4 separate regions of the Homo sapiens genome follow, and all the other regions are linked to region 1. A link is a contact called in ENCODE Hi-C or POLR2A ChIA-PET data. All regions are on one chromosome and are shown on one strand. Each heading gives the region's core, a stretch centred on a gene start or an enhancer-like site at or near the end of the contact. The rest is flanking DNA. Distances are from core to core; before and after follow the strand shown.

Region 1 (3,589 bases), core at 732-3,231:
GAGATGGAGTTTCACTCTGTTGCCCAGGCTGGAGCGAAGTGGTGCAATCTCGGCTCACTGCAACCTCCGCCCCCTGGGTTCAAGTGATTTTCCTGCCTCAGCCTCCAGAGCAGCTGAGATTATAGGCGCCTGCCACCACGCCCGGTTAATTTTTGTACTTTTAGTAGAGACAGGGTTTCACTATGTTGGCCAGGCTGGTCTCGAACTCCTGACCTCAGGTGATCCACCCACCTCGGCCTCCCAAAGTGCTAGTATTACACCACGCCCACCCTAAATCTCTGTTTTTTGATGGATGCATTTTAGATGGTACACTGGGTTAAATAGCGTCTACCCCCACCAAATTCCTGTCCTCTTAGAACCTGTGAATGTGGCCTTATTTGGAAATAGGGTCTTTGCAGATGTAATCAAGTTAAAATGAAGCCATATTGGATAGGGTGAGTCCTCATCCAACAACTGGTGTCCTTATGAGAAGAGGGAAGTTTTGACACAGAGACACAGGGGAGAGAACACCATGTGAAGAAGGTGGCAGAGATTGGAGTCTACTGCCAAGGGGTGCCAAGAATTATTGGCAACTACCAGAAGCTAGGAGAGGGGCAAGCAACAGTTCTTCCCCTGGAGCTTCCAGTAGAAACCAACCCTGCTGACACCTTGATCTTGGACTTCTGCCCTCAAGAACTGCGAGAGAATAATTTCTGTTTTATAAGGTCATCCAGTTTGTGGCAATTGGTTACCACAGCCCTAGAAAACTAATACAGATTGTACGTACTGTAGCCTCATCCTATTTTAAGCAGATTTGTCCTGTTCGAAAGTGCAGTCATTAGCCTCAGAGAAGTCTGTCCAGGGTGAGATTAGATTTCTCTGTAGCTCTAGAGGACAGAATTCAGATGGACGGGTCCTACCCACAGGGAATGATAAAATCATGGCTTTCTTTTGACAACTGATCATATTAGCATGAAGGGCCCCAGAGCCCTTTTTCTGAATATCTTCATTTTCCAGGGATAAAGACACAGAAAGGTGAGGAAACTTAATGGAACTCGGGGACCCAAACAGTGTCTGGTCCATAATAGATGCTCAAAAACCATATATTGAAGGGATGGATGAATGAAAAACGCTTCATGGGCAATATAAAAATTTGATTTACTCACGCCTGTAATCCCTTTTGGATTTACTCGGCCTGTAATTTGGGAGGCCGAGACGGGTGGGTCACGAGGTCAGGAGATCGATCGAGACCATCCTGGCTAACACAGTGAAACCCCGTCTCTGCTAAAAATACAAAAAATTAGCCGGGCGCGGTGTCGGGCGCCTGTAGTCCCAGCTACTCGGAGGCTGAGGCAGGAGAATGGCGTGAACCCGGGAGGCGGAGCTTGCAGTGAGCCGAGATCGCGCCACTGCACTCCAGCCTGGGCGACAGAGCAAGGCTCCGTCTCAAAAAAAAAAAATTGATTTATTTTCTCGTTTAGCTGCCTGCTTCAAAATCGATGGAAGGGTAGAAAGAGAACCTAGGAGGGGGCAAGAGACCTGGAGTCTCTGTCCAGGTTCTGGCCTCAACTCTCTATGTGATCTTGGGCAAGTCCCTGCCTCTTAGCCTCAGTTTCCCCTCATTAAAAGGAGGAACAGGGGATGGACCAGTGATTTCCAGACACCTGAGCTTCCATGTAGAATCTCTTGACCAGCCTGGGTGCGGACTGGGGTCCAGGGGGCATTGGTGGTGCCCAGGACGCGGGACCCTCCCTGAGGAAAGGCCCCGACAGCGCCCTGGGGCGCAGACCCTCGCTGGGTTTGCGGACCGGGGGCCGAGGGCTGGGAGCTGAGAGCTGGCGTGAGGCTCTGGGCCGCCGCCGCCGCTCACCTTCCCGATGTTTCCGCTGCTGTAGGAATCCAACAGGTTTATAAACACCCTCTGGGTCCGGATAACCTTCTCCGTGAGAGCAGCAGTTTCCTCTTCTTCAGCCATGGTGGGAGCCGCGCTGGTTGCTAAGGTGAAAGCGCCACTCGCTTGCCAAGGAGGCGGGGCCCGGGCCAGGGAGGCGGGGCAGGTTCTCTCTGGGGGCGGGGCCTTGGCTCCGGGCAGTTTGCCGGGCGGGGAGGGGCGTGTCGTGGGCGAAGCAGGGAGTGCCGGGCGGGGCGGTGCGTGTCGTGCCCGGCGCTAATCAGGGCGTGCCAGGCGGGACGGGGCAGGCTGTGCCGGTCGCTGGGCGGGGCGTGCCGGGTAGGGCGGGGCGAGTCGTGCCGGGGGGTTGGGCGGGGCATGCCGGGCAGGGCGGGGTGTGTAGTGCAGTGGGCTGGGCGGGGCGCGCCGGGCGAAGCGGGGCTCAGGGCTCGCAACTGCGCGCGCTGTCGGCTGCTGGGCGCCAGGCGGATGTCCCTGCGAGTGCTTTCCGCGGCGCCGCGCGTGCAGCCCGGGTCTCACCCTGGCTTGCTGCCCACTGGGAGCCCTTGGGCAGTGCATGGTTTCTTTCCGAAGCTCCCTGGGCGTCTGTCCCGGGGGGCCATGTGATTGCTGTGCCTTTTTAATCTCCATTGTTCGGAAAGTCTGGAAACACATCCCTGTGTCCGCTTGACCCGATGACTAAAAATAATGAGAATTCTGAAGAAGAGGGAATGGCCCACAGCCTAGGCCTCTCCCCGACACGTGGGAGTTACTCAGCACGCTCCCATGGGGTGGTCTGGCCGGGGCGACGGGACGTAAGCCTCAGCTGCGAAGAAAAGCTGTTGCCATGGAGTTTCGGGCTCCCGAACACCCGAGCGACGCTAGCGTGGTCCCGCCTTGCGGCAGGTGCGGCTTGGTCCGCCGGCTCAGCTCCCTTGGGGGTTGTTTCCAGACGCACGTTCCGGGAAGACCCCTGGTGTCGGCTGGGGGCGACCAGAGCCCGTAGGCGCCCGGGATTCGCTCACATTCACCAAGGGAAGAAATTTAGACTTGACCGTTCCACAAGAGATTATACATGCAGTTGCTGAGATAAATCCACAAATTAAAAGATAACATTCACCTCGGTGATCACTGGACCATAAAGGTTGTGGTGGACTAAGAATACGCAGTTCCCTTGGAATAGCCTGATCATATTGAACTGTTTTCATGCCTTAAGCATTAACTCCTTAAATGCAAATATTTAACACTTGCAGCAATTGTGTGTGCGTGGTTTCTTCTCGTTCTTTTTATTATTTTTAATAGAGACAGGGTCTCACTATGTTTGTTGCCCAGGCTAGTCTCTAACTCCGGAGCTCAAGAAACTCTCCTGCCTCGTCCTCCCAAAGTGCTGGTATTACAGGCATGAGCCACCACGCCAGCGTTCTTGTTCTTTTTATTTTTAATTTATTTTTTTGAGATGGAGTCTCGCTCTGTCACCCAGACTGGAGTGCAATGGCATAATCTCAGCTCACTGCAACCTCGCCTCCCGGGTTCAAGCGATTCTCCTGCCTCAGCCTTCGAAGTAGCTGGGACTACAGGCGCCTACCACCGTTCCCGGCTAATTTTTGTATTTTTAGTAGAGACAGGTTTTCAGCATGTTGGTCACGCTGGTCTTGAACTTCTGGCCTCAAGTGATCCACCCGCCTCGGCCTCTCAAAGTGCTGTGATTTACAGGTGTGA
Region 2 (3,589 bases), core at 772-3,271, 5.7 Mb before region 1:
AAATTTTTAAGTAATTCCTACATTAATAATTGCTAGTTAGTGAATTTAGTTTTTAAGCACATCGTATTTTTATATAAATATAAATTTTTATAACTTAAAATTCTAAACTTAATTTCCTGAGACAAAATTGGTCCTTTCACTCTGATTATCAATGTCAAGACAGCAGCTTCTTATTTGACAGTCAGTATTTAACTATATTTTACATCTACTGAGTGTTTCAGGGCCTTAAAGTTCATTATGATTATTATATTATTAATTACAACGTGCACTGTAACATTCCCTTTTTAAAGAGGTGCAAATAGAAGTTAAATAACTTATCCAAGGTCACCCAAACAAGTCAGTGACAAAGTTGGGAGTAGGAGTAAAACTTCAGCCCCTAGACTGAAGACTACTTCGAGCTTTTGCAATTCCAAACGAGGAAAAAAAAAAGGTCAAGCGATTTACCCTTAATAACTTCCAACAGCATACCCTAAATACAGTGGTACACTTATTATCATAAAGACTAAGAAAAAAAGATTCACCCTGAATCAAAGAAACAACTTTGCTACATTTAGATACCACTGTCATTTCCCTAGCTCTTGTAACAAGCGAAAATCCTGTACTGGATCTGGCTATATTAAATCCTGAAGAATGTTCACTCTTCAATATGAACAATTTATTTTCATGCTAACATGCATTTACGACTTAATCTTTTATCACCTTGTCCTATTTGGAGGTGCTGTGGGATGCATTAATTTCCTCACTCTTCCATGACATCAAGTCAAAGACTACAATCTCAAAAATAAGCAATTCTCAGTGAAAACATAGTTACATAGCCAATGAAAGAAAAACTCTAATAAATGGCTGCTTTTAAAGAGATACTTTTAAAGGATGCTTACATGTTTCACAGAATTACCGGTAACTCGCCCGCCAAGAAGGATGGTCCCTTTAAAGCAGCTTTTAAAGCATATCACTCCCTGTTTGGGACACAGTCTGACTTGTTGGACAAGATTAATCTGGGCACTCTCACACAACCCCTCTGAACCAGCTTAGTTCACTGGAAACATCATTTCAACTGTAGTACTCAGCCCTTCGCATACTACAAGGGACAAGATGACTCTCCTTAACAATCTTTCAGAAGGTCCCCACGGCGGAGACAGTGACAGCCGTCCTCCCGCGGATGTTTTTGGAAATAGAAATGTTAACACCAGGAGAGGCTCCTAGGAAGTGTCAGTGCGGCAGCAGGTGGAGTAGCCCTGCGTGCCGAGCAGGTTCTTTCTGACCTAGTCTCAATGCTCCGCTTCCCGGCCCCGGTTCCGCCTTACAGAGATCTTGTTAAGCCGTCTTGCGTCCCTGTTCTCTAACCCAGGGCGAGACTTCCAACCCTCCAGGGAGGCGAGGCAATCGAAGCAGACAAGACGGCCACCTCACCTCTTCCGGGGACTCGCAGGCCCGCTCCCTGGCCATGTCAGAGCCTGATGGACCAGGCTGGAGGGGACGCAGCCGGCTCCCCCGGGAGCCTCCCAGCCAGAACCCCCGCGCCCCACGGTCCCTTTCCACTGCCCCCACCCCTTCGAAACGCCACCGCCACCACCCTCCTTACTCCTGAATCCCCTCTCCTCAGGAGTACCCCAGTGGAGTTACCGGCCCACTCAAAAGTAAGAGCGACGGCCACCCCTCTCGGTCACCCTGGCCCCACTGTCACCGCCCTGCTCCCGGCCTCTGCCTACGCCGCTGGCTGGCTCCGGTGACGCCCGGGTCGGTACCTTGCGGACCCCCTTGTAGATATAGAAGTACAGCTCCCGGCCCACATTGAAGCAGAGGCGGTCGCCGTTGCCAGACTGGTCGTTGAGGTTTACGAAGGAGACGCGGACAGGGTTGGATCCCTGCGAGTTGAAGGGCACCCGGTTGGGCCGGCTGTACTCCGAGTGCGGCAGCAGCTTGTACAGACCTTCCCGGGTGGTGAATTGGGTCTTAATCTCGTTCATCTCCTTCCCTCCTCCCTCCGTCGCCATCTTGGAAAGCAGCGTTCATCCTGCCCTAAGTGCCCGGATCACGCCCACCGCGCAGGCGCTGTTCCTGGTGCTCCCTCTTCCCCCACCCCCTGCCTCTTCCTTCTCGCCCCTCCCACCCGCGGGCCAGCCCTGCGAGGGCGGGCCAAAGGGAAGGGGTGGGCTTGTTTACGGCCCGACTGCGCAGGCGTGCTCACCTGGCGTGCTCCACCCGACTGGGCGTCCGCAGGCTCCTCCCCCGGGTGTGGCCTCCGGGCGGCATGGCTGCTTCCCAGGTGATGCCGGCTTCAGCTAGTGGGGTCTAGTTGACCGTTCCGCAGCCGCCAGGGCCAGCGGAAAGCCGGTCAGGGGGAACCGCGGCGGGGCTGGTGTCATGAGCCTGAGGTGAACTTGAGGGTGCCTCCTCAGCGGTCTCCCGCCCTGCCCTGAGGGGCGCCGGGACCCCAAAGAGCGGAGGAAGAGCGCCACCCCGACGGCCACCGCTTCGGAGCCAGCACGCGGGGTACCCTACGGGGAGCGCGGATGCCCCCGTGTTCGGGCGGGGACGGCTCCACCCCTCCTGGGCCCTCCCTTCGGGACAGGGACTGTCCCGCCCAGAGTGCTGAATACCCGCGCGACCGTCTGGATCCCCGCCCAGGAAGCCCCTCTGAAGCCTCCTCGCCGCCGTTTCTGAGAAGGTACCAAGGGACTCAAGATTTACGCTTCACTATGTTTTATTTCAGGCGGGGTAGGGGGAGAGAAGAATGTGGTACAGCATAGGTGTTCTCAAGCCAGATATCCTAATTCCTGCGTGTGATGAGCACTGGCGGCCTCCGCTTCTTAGCGGAGGTTTGTCCTCTCCAGCTGTTCAGAAACACGGGGCGGGGAAGCGCTTTGGGAACCGGGGACTGAATCTTTTTAGGATTCACTGATCTTGCTCAGTAGGTTACGAAGAGCTCTTAATAAAATTTAAGGTAATTGTTTTTTTTTCCAGAAGCCTCAGGTGGAGTCTGTGAGATTATTTACTAGTAGATCCATAGGGATAGTTGTATGCATGTAATGTACAGGGTCTAGATTTATAAGGACGGGCACACGTGTCAAAGTAAGATTCAACAATCACTATTTTATACCTGGGTTTCTTGGCATGTTACACCAGAATAAGAAAGCTTCTAAAGTGACAGAAACATTCTAATAGAATTCCAGGGAGGGGGGAAGCCAACATTTGTAACACCAAGAATGATCTATTCCTGGAAGTTCAGATTATATCTGGAGGGGCACAAAAGAAGTGAATGGAGAGAATTTCTAAAGTAGGAGGAGTGTAAATCATAAACATCTTCCGTATTAAAAAGCAAGTAGATACCAATAGAAACTGTGCCAATGATGTAGTAATACATTTGATAATAACATCTTTAGCCTTTGTAGTGTTGGAAAAAAAAAAGAAAAAAAAGCACTGAAGTACTTCTTAATTAATAGAGCCTGAAAAATACTTAAAATTTTTTCTTAGAATTGTTTTGATGTTATCCGACTTTCCCTAATCTTAAAACACCAGGGTATGTTCTGTCGTTACCATGGCTATATCCCAAACTCCATAACTGTGTTATTTTACATTGAAAACACGT
Region 3 (3,589 bases), core at 319-2,818, 5.4 Mb before region 1:
CTGCACTCCAGCCTGCGTGACAAAGTGAGACCCCGTCTCAAAAAAATAAAAAACAAAAAAAACCCCAAAAGACCCACAAACAAACCCCATAGGCAAGCACAATTTTCATAAAATCATTAATAGTTTTCCAAAGCAAAACAGTAAATACCTAAACAACTAAAATTGAGGGTTATAAAAGACACCACAAAAAAAAAACCTCACATAGGGAAACATTTTAGAAGATTCTAGGCTTTATCACTCTCGGTTTTTCTACCTGAAGTTAAAAGCTGTGTATAAAATACAAAGTCAATATTTGATGACAGTTACCTCTGATTCTACTGTGTCTTGTCCTTCTTTTGAACTTTTTCCACTCTTCCCTGCTTTTGGTGATTCCTGGTAAACATCAAGCAAAGTCAATTAGTCTTCTCACTTTTTAGACAGGTAAACATCAGATAAGCCAAATGCAGTTTTAAAAGTGATTTATACAACTACAGCTTCTGATATTTTTAATTCATACCATTAGGAAATTCTATATCATACCGTTTAGGATTCCAACAGTGCAATGCCCCCCAACCCCCATTCAGATTCTTTTCGTTTTATCTGCATTTGAGGTTGAAAACTTCAAGCAGAAAACAGATAAATCCAATTTTATACAGTGCTTCTGGCATTTTGAGATCCACATCACATCCCTTTCTACCCTCCCACCCTAAACCCTATGAGTGAGGATTTCTGGGGTGATAATGAAACGCTACAGAGCTCCACCTGAAGCAGAAACATACCCGCCCCCCCGAATGCAAACGCAGCACCCTTGCTCGCAGCCCTCACCGCCGCCGCCACCCAGGATAATAATAGTGTTCGAGAGCCCCAGAGCGTCCCTCCGGGGCGGCAGAGAATTCCTTACCAGCTCTCAGCGGGGTCCCTTCTCGCTCCCTTTCCCCCGTACAGGGGTCCCTCCCCAGGCGTCTACAGCCCCCATCCCTGAAGCTCCTTTCCGGGAGCCTGCGAGGCTGCGAACCCCCTCGGCGGCCGCACCTGCCCGCCCAAGCCCACGGCGCGCTGTCGGAAACGGGCGCCCCTCCGACCCCCTCCCCGGGCCGCGCCCTCCCTCCACGCCCAGCCCCGGCCCATCACGAAGGTCCCAGCGGCCCGGGCCTGCGCCCCGCGGCTCCGGCGCGATCCCCGGGCTCCCCGCCCCCACCGGGCATGAGGCCGAGAGAAGCCCGGGGATGCCTGGCTCGGCCGCCCTCGGGGACGCGAAGCCCGCGGCGTCAGGCGGGGAACTGAGCCGGGGCCCGGGCGCAGGACCCCGGTGCCGTCGCGCCCTCCCCCGGCAGTCCCTCCCTGCTCCCTCCGTCCCGCGGCCGGGCCCGGACTCACTTTCTCCTTCTTGTTTTTATTCGGCATGGCTGGAGCGGGCCGCCGCCGCCGCCGCCGCCCCTGCCGCCGCCTGCCCCCGCAGCAGCAGCGCCCCCGCCCCGGCCGTCGCGCCCCCGCGGCCGCCGCCGCCGCCGCCGCCCGGGGACTGAGTCTTTCGCTTGCTCTCGCTTCCCCTTTTCCAGACTCCCAGAGGCTGCGGCAGCCACGGCGGCGGCGGCGGCGGCGGCGGCGGCAGCGGCGGCGTCTCTCCGCCCCTCCCCCGGCCGGCCCGCCCCGCCCCTCTCCTCCCACCCCCCGGCCGGCCGCCCCGCCCCGCCCGCCGCTCGCCCCACCCCCGCGCCCGGCCCCGCCCCGCTGCACTCAACAGCGCCCTGCCATTGGTCGACGCGCCCCCACGTACCCTAACGCTCCCCGCTCCCCCCACCCTCTCCGCGCGACCCGTTCACGCCCCCGCCCTCCGTCCCGAGTCGCTGCGAGCCGGCCTCAGGCAGGCCGCGGCCTCCTGGCGCGGGGCTGACCGCTGAGCAGAGCTGAGCCGACTCAGGGGAGGGAGCATGTGGCTGCGACTGCGGTGACAGGGCCGTGGCCCGCTGTGGAGGCGCAAGACAGAGCGTGAGACGTAGGAAATGCACATTTGAAATGTATGGCAACAACTTCTGCAGCCGGCGAAACGCGAACCGTGGCCTCTTGGCCTTGCCCCCTCACCGCCGCGGCTCTCGTTGCAGTCAAGAGTGCCTGGCACGCTTTGCACTGAGGCGCACGGGGAGGCCCGGGAACCGAGCGAGCGGCAGTTTCGCGGGACACCGCTGGGCCCCGCCTCCCCTCCCTTCCCTCCCCTCCCCTTCCCTCCTCTCCCTCCACTCCCCTCCCCTCCGTCCCCTCCCCTCGACCACCCCGTCCCCTGCCCTCCCCTTCTCTCGACCAGCCCGTCCCCTGCCCTCCCCTCCCCTCCCCTCGACCAGCCCGTCCCCTCCCCTCCTCTTCCCTCGGCCAGCCCCTCCCCTCGGCCAGCCCTTCCCCTCGACCAACCCCTCTCCTCGACCGGCCCCTCCCCTCGACCGGCCCCTCCCCTTGGCCGGGCCCTCCCCTTGACCGGCCCCTCCCCTCGACCGGCCCCTCCCCTCGGCCGGCCCCTTCCCTCGGCCAGCCCCTCCCCTCGACCAGCCCCTCCCCTCGACCAGCCCCTCCCCTCACCAGCTCAGCTTTCCGCAGCTCCTCCCGCGAGGTCCCGCCCATCCGACAGCCCGCCCCTCCCTGGTTGGTCCCGCCCTCCGCAGTTTCTCCCGCAAGGTCCCGCCTACCCGACAGTCCCGTCCTTTCCTGGTTGGTCCCGCCCTCCGCAGCTTTTGCCGCGAGGTCCCACCCACCCGACAGCCCCGCCCCTCTCCAGTCGGCCCCGCCCTCCGCAGCTCCTTCCGCGAGGTCACGCCCACATGCGCAGCCCCTCTCCTCCGGCGTCGGCCCCGCCCACCGAGGCGAGGCCTCAAAGACTTGGTGGCCGCTGCGCCAATAGGATTTTATTTTTATTCTTTAATTTGGCTTGATCATAAATGGTGAGGAAACCTCTGCATGACTGGGAGTCACCTGATTTCTCTCAGCTTGTTAATAGCTGTGAGGAGAGGGTGTCCAAGGGAAAAACGTTAACTTTTCAATACAATACTTCCGCGGTCCACCTCGTGCCCAAAACTATTGAAGACGCTAAGGACAGGCGTCCCAGATTGCAGAAATGCATTAGGTAGTAAGACTCTAGGAGCGTACGGATTTCACGTGCGAGAGGCATTGGTGCTTCACCTGTGATGATGAAGGAGCTGCATCTTAACTGGCAGCTTAAAAATCATCGCGTTCTCTTAGCCCCCGGAGTTTTGTTCTTGGAAGTTTCCAGGCAAAGCATTTTCCATTATTCTCAGCAGTTCTGCAATGAGAAAGCTGAAAGACGGGGTAAGAAAAAAAAGATCTAAAGGGAGGAATGTTGTGGGAGGTCCAGAAAGTAAGTTCTGTCTGCGGGTATCTGAATGTCTGCCGGCTCTTAGACGAATATCTGTAGGTAAGCAGGACAGTCTCAACTATTTGTGCGGAATAAGTGGCTTTTTTATTAATAATTTAAGTGGGTTAATGGTGTCTCCAAAACAATTTTGAGGATAGAGCGATGCCCCTAGTTAACTTAATAACATTTTAAAAATAAAATATGTGCTGTCAATTTAATAAGTCCAGGATATATCCATATCAAAAAGGA
Region 4 (3,589 bases), core at 327-2,826, 5.3 Mb after region 1:
TTACGATACATGAAAACTATGTGAAATTCAAATTTCAATGTCCATAAAAAATATTCTATTGGAACACAGCTACTTCTTTTATTTATTGTCTATGACTGCTTTTGCGCTACAATGGCAGAGCTGAGTAGTTGTGAAAAAGGTCATACAGCTTGCAAATCCTAAAATATTTACTATCTGGCCCTTAATAGAAAAAAGTGTGCTGACTCCTGATCCAATCCATGCTTAGTTTAAAAGATCACATCTATCTGAATTACGTCCAACTGTACATCTTTAAGTTTCTGCTTTTTCCCATTCTCGTGTCTGCTACTAGAAATCAGGTTCCCTTTAGTTCTATCCTTGCAGCAGGATTCCTGCCCTGCTATCTCTCTCCTCTTTTCAGTTCATCACTGTGTACTAAAAAAAATCTGCACTCTTCAGCACAGCATCCCTAGTTCCCCATTATCTTACCACACCTCACCTTGTCAGCTGTATCTCTTACATCATACTTTCATCTAACCTTATCAATCACTTAACCCACCCTTGCCTTCTCTGCTGTAGGCCAATGCTCACAGTTACTCTCTCTGTGTGGAATGTCTATTGCTGGTATTTCTCTCTTATCCATCCTTTACGTTGGTTATCTCAAATGCCTCCTTGCCCTAAAAGCTTTCCCCAGTTCCTCGTCTGGGAATAATTATTGCCATCCGTGCGAGATTCTCTAACGCTTTGTACGACTGCTTTATTTCAAATTCTGCTTTATAGTTCTTTTGTGTACACACACAGATTGTTTCTCACGTTCTATTGAAAGCTGCTTAGGGGAGGAATTGTATTCTATTTTGTTAATCTCTGCATCCTTTCGGCGCCTAGTAAGAGTCTTGTACGAAACAGAAATGTCTCTCCTTCGTAAAATTCCTCATCGGGAGCTGGGACTGTGAATTTTTGTAACGTTTAAGAACTATCTGTTATTTAAGAACAAACACTCTGCTTAACTTGTTTAGGGTTCACTAGAGCGAGTAAGACCTTTTTAGGGCACGCCGTCTCGCTGGTTGTCACACACGCATGGATCGCTGCCGGGACCCTTAGGTTTGTCTGCAAACACGTGGGTGATAAGCGCTACCCTCCAGGCCCCTCCTCTGTCCACGGTGATTGGCGGACCAAACGTTCCAATCATCCCTCCCCGCCTCTTTCGGCAGTAGCCAATCAGAGACCCCGAGCGCCTCCTGACTACTAGACACTGTTTACTAACAGATCGAAGCTGGGGAATAAGGGGTGTGACCGTTCTGGGGAGGTCAGGGAAGGGAAGGTCTTGACTGCGAGTGCGCACCAGAGGAAATGGGCGGGGCAGAGCTTTGGGTCTCACCAATCGGAGTGGCGGCGCTCCTCCCTCTCCTGCCTCCCCGCCAAGCAACAACAATTCGAGGAGCGAGGCGGGGAGGCTCGTGAAACGTCACAGCGTACTGCCCAATGGGAACCGGCGTTGGCAGACGCGCGCGCCCTGTGTCCAATCAGCGAAGGCGGCTCGAATGGCTCCCTTACCTTGCTGGCTGTGGGCGGAGCGGCCTGAGGAGGCGGCGGTGGAGCAGGGGGCGGTTTGGTTGCGCGGTACTAGCGGTGCCCGCCGAAGGGGGAGGAGGCGAGGAGCGAGCCGTGCGGCCAGAGCGGGAAAGAGACTCGTCTTTGCGTCCGAGTTCTGGAGCCGCCGCACCCCGACTCCTGGGGCCGCGGCAGCGGCTGCGAGGGGACGGGCGTCCGCTGTCTCCTGGGTTCCCCTCGTAGCGACCCGCGGGATCGGAAAAAAAGGAGAAGATGGAGGAGGAGGGTGGCAGCAGCGGCGGCGCCGCGGGGACCAGCGCGGACGGCGGCGACGGAGGAGAGCAGCTCCTCACTGTCAAGCACGAGCTGCGGACTGGTGAGCGACCCCGCCCTCTGCCGGCCGGGCCCGGCGCGGGGGCGCGCCTGAGGGCACGCGGGTGCCCGCGCGGGGCTGGGGGCGCGGGGCCGCAGCCGTGGGCGCGGAGGGGCGGGCCTGGGGCGGGGCGTCGCGGTCGGGGCGCGTGCCCCGGGGGTCCCGGGAGGTGGGGGCGCGCCTTGGGGGAGGCGGCCGAAAGTTTTCCCCAGCCCGGGAATGAGCGGCGGGCACCAGGCATCGGGGCCAGCGCAGCCGCCGACCGCTGCCCGTGGCACGCACCTCCGAGGATGTCGCTGCTCCCCCTTCCCGCACAGGTGACACACGTGTGTCTGCGTCCTGTCAGGGCGAAAGGTGCGCCTGCCTCCGCGTGGGGCGAGCGGCGCTTTGTTTTGGAGAGTGTCTCCCTCCTCCGCCCCTCTGGTCCCCGCGATGGGGGGTCCCGGTGGGGCTCTGTGGAGCCATCCCCTAAGGTGCTGGGGTCCTGTAGGAGATAAACGGGAGGTTTCGCCTCGGGCTTTTACCGAGTCCAGTCTAGAGACAGGAACAGGAATCGCCGGCTCCAGGGATTGAGTGCCTTTATTCTCACTTATCATGAAATACTATACTTGGCCTTGAATTTCCTTCAGAGGTCCCTGGAGATGATGGCTTTAGAAATTTAAAGCTCCAGGTAAAAGGAACTAACGAGCAGGCTTCAGCGCTTACGTTCTAATGTTTGAGATCACTAGCGTTGTCCTAAGCTTTATAACTAATTAAATGTATTCGTGGTGTAGGTTCAGGTTGTTCATTTTGGAAAATGCTTATTCAGACCAATCAGTACAATTTGGATTTATATTCTTGGAGCCCAGTCTCGTATTGTAGATATATTAATACTTTTTTCTCTGAACAGATAGTACATTTTAATGAGTCGTTCGTTATTACTAGATATGTTTGTGAGCGTTGAAGGTTTTTGACAGAGCTGCTTTGGCATATTGGGATTTTTTTTTTTTTTTTTCAGACAGAGTTTCGCTCTTGTTGCTCAGGCTGGAGTGCAGTGGCATGATCTCGGCTCACCGCAGCCTCCGCCTCCCGGGTTCAAGCGATTCTCCTGCCTCAGCCTCCGGAGTAGCTAGGATTACAGGCATGCGCCACCATGCCCGGCTAATTTTGTATTTTTTGTGGGGGCGGGGTGGGGGGGGCGGTCCTCTCCACGTTGGTCAGGCTGGTCGCGAACTCCCGACCTCAAGTGATCCGCCCGCCTCGGCCTCCCAAAGTGCTGGGATTACAGGCGTGAGCCACCGTGCCCGGCCGGGTTATTATTTAATTGTGAAGGCACAAAAGCTTAAACGGCAGGATTCAGGTGTCCACTAGTACATCTTGTTTCTGTTTTGAACAGATTGGAAAGTTAGCTCTGTCCGTCAGTTCTTTCAGTTTTTGTTATTTCTACTGAGATTGCCTATAAGCATTCCATTGGGTGCCAGTGTGGTGACTTAATTCAAGAGAGATGTCAAATTCATGCTTCTTAATTCAACATTTGTAAACATTGTTTTTTTGGTCATTGTGAATCTGTTATACATCTTGAGCCAGCTGTTCCATATTTTTGAGTTCCTAACATAACCTGTATGAATTCAGGTGATTTGGTTTTTCTTCTCTCAATTTCATAGACAACTGATATTTTCAAAAGACCCTGACATGGTTTACTCAGTATACATTTATTCGGATTTGTGC

Evidence for each region. Hi-C counts contacts between places; a loop is a spot of excess contacts on that map. ChIA-PET counts read pairs that join two places held with the same protein, here RNA polymerase II (POLR2A). Pooled maps may share reads with other maps.
Region 2: a loop to region 1 is called in a map of CD8-positive, alpha-beta T cell, with 28 times the contacts of the local background. The contact joins the promoter of WDR20 here to the promoter of AK7 in region 1. A Hi-C loop is called at or near these places in 2 of 168 maps with a recorded cell type or tissue (CD4-positive, alpha-beta memory T cell and CD8-positive, alpha-beta T cell) and 5 of 50 pooled maps.
Region 3: a loop to region 1 is called in a map of CD8-positive, alpha-beta T cell, with 22 times the contacts of the local background. The contact joins the promoter of PPP2R5C here to the promoter of AK7 in region 1. A Hi-C loop is called at or near these places in 3 of 168 maps with a recorded cell type or tissue (CD8-positive, alpha-beta T cell, gastrocnemius medialis and naive thymus-derived CD4-positive, alpha-beta T cell), 1 of 37 single-sample maps with no recorded cell type and 9 of 50 pooled maps.
Region 4: a loop to region 1 is called in a map of ascending aorta, with 19 times the contacts of the local background. The contact joins the promoter of RPS6KA5 here to the promoter of AK7 in region 1. A Hi-C loop is called at or near these places in 1 of 168 maps with a recorded cell type or tissue (ascending aorta) and 4 of 50 pooled maps. POLR2A ChIA-PET finds 5 or more read pairs at or near these places in 1 of 52 experiments (CD4-positive, alpha-beta T cell).

What each region holds. Positions count from the first base shown.
Region 1 is chr14:96,390,520-96,394,108 of GRCh38, reverse strand. AK7 (adenylate kinase 7) reads right to left here and starts at 1,981. Exons shown (of 18, transcript NM_152327.5): 1 at 1,850-1,981. The coding sequence starts at 1,954. RefSeq lists a silencer at 1,912-2,421.
Region 2 is chr14:102,138,329-102,141,917 of GRCh38, reverse strand. WDR20 (WD repeat domain 20) reads right to left here and starts at 2,021. Exons shown (of 3, transcript NM_144574.4): 1 at 1,746-2,021. The coding sequence starts at 1,994. It also overlaps a transcript of HSP90AA1 not described here. RefSeq lists enhancers at 1,766-1,925, 1,936-1,985 and a silencer at 2,586-2,781.
Region 3 is chr14:101,759,688-101,763,276 of GRCh38, reverse strand. It overlaps PPP2R5C (protein phosphatase 2 regulatory subunit B'gamma), which reads right to left and starts at 1,568. Exons shown (of 16, transcript NM_001352913.2): 1 at 1,357-1,568; 2 at 307-372. The coding sequence starts at 1,383. RefSeq lists silencers at 933-1,002, 1,053-1,272, 1,413-1,652, 1,663-1,822, 2,283-2,332 and 2 more.
Region 4 is chr14:91,058,628-91,062,216 of GRCh38, reverse strand. It overlaps RPS6KA5 (ribosomal protein S6 kinase A5), which reads left to right and starts at 1,576. Exons shown (of 17, transcript NM_004755.4): 1 at 1,576-1,885. The coding sequence starts at 1,783. It also overlaps a transcript of DGLUCY not described here. RefSeq lists silencers at 1,074-1,203, 1,424-1,483, 1,854-1,983, 2,054-2,123 and an enhancer at 1,266-1,846.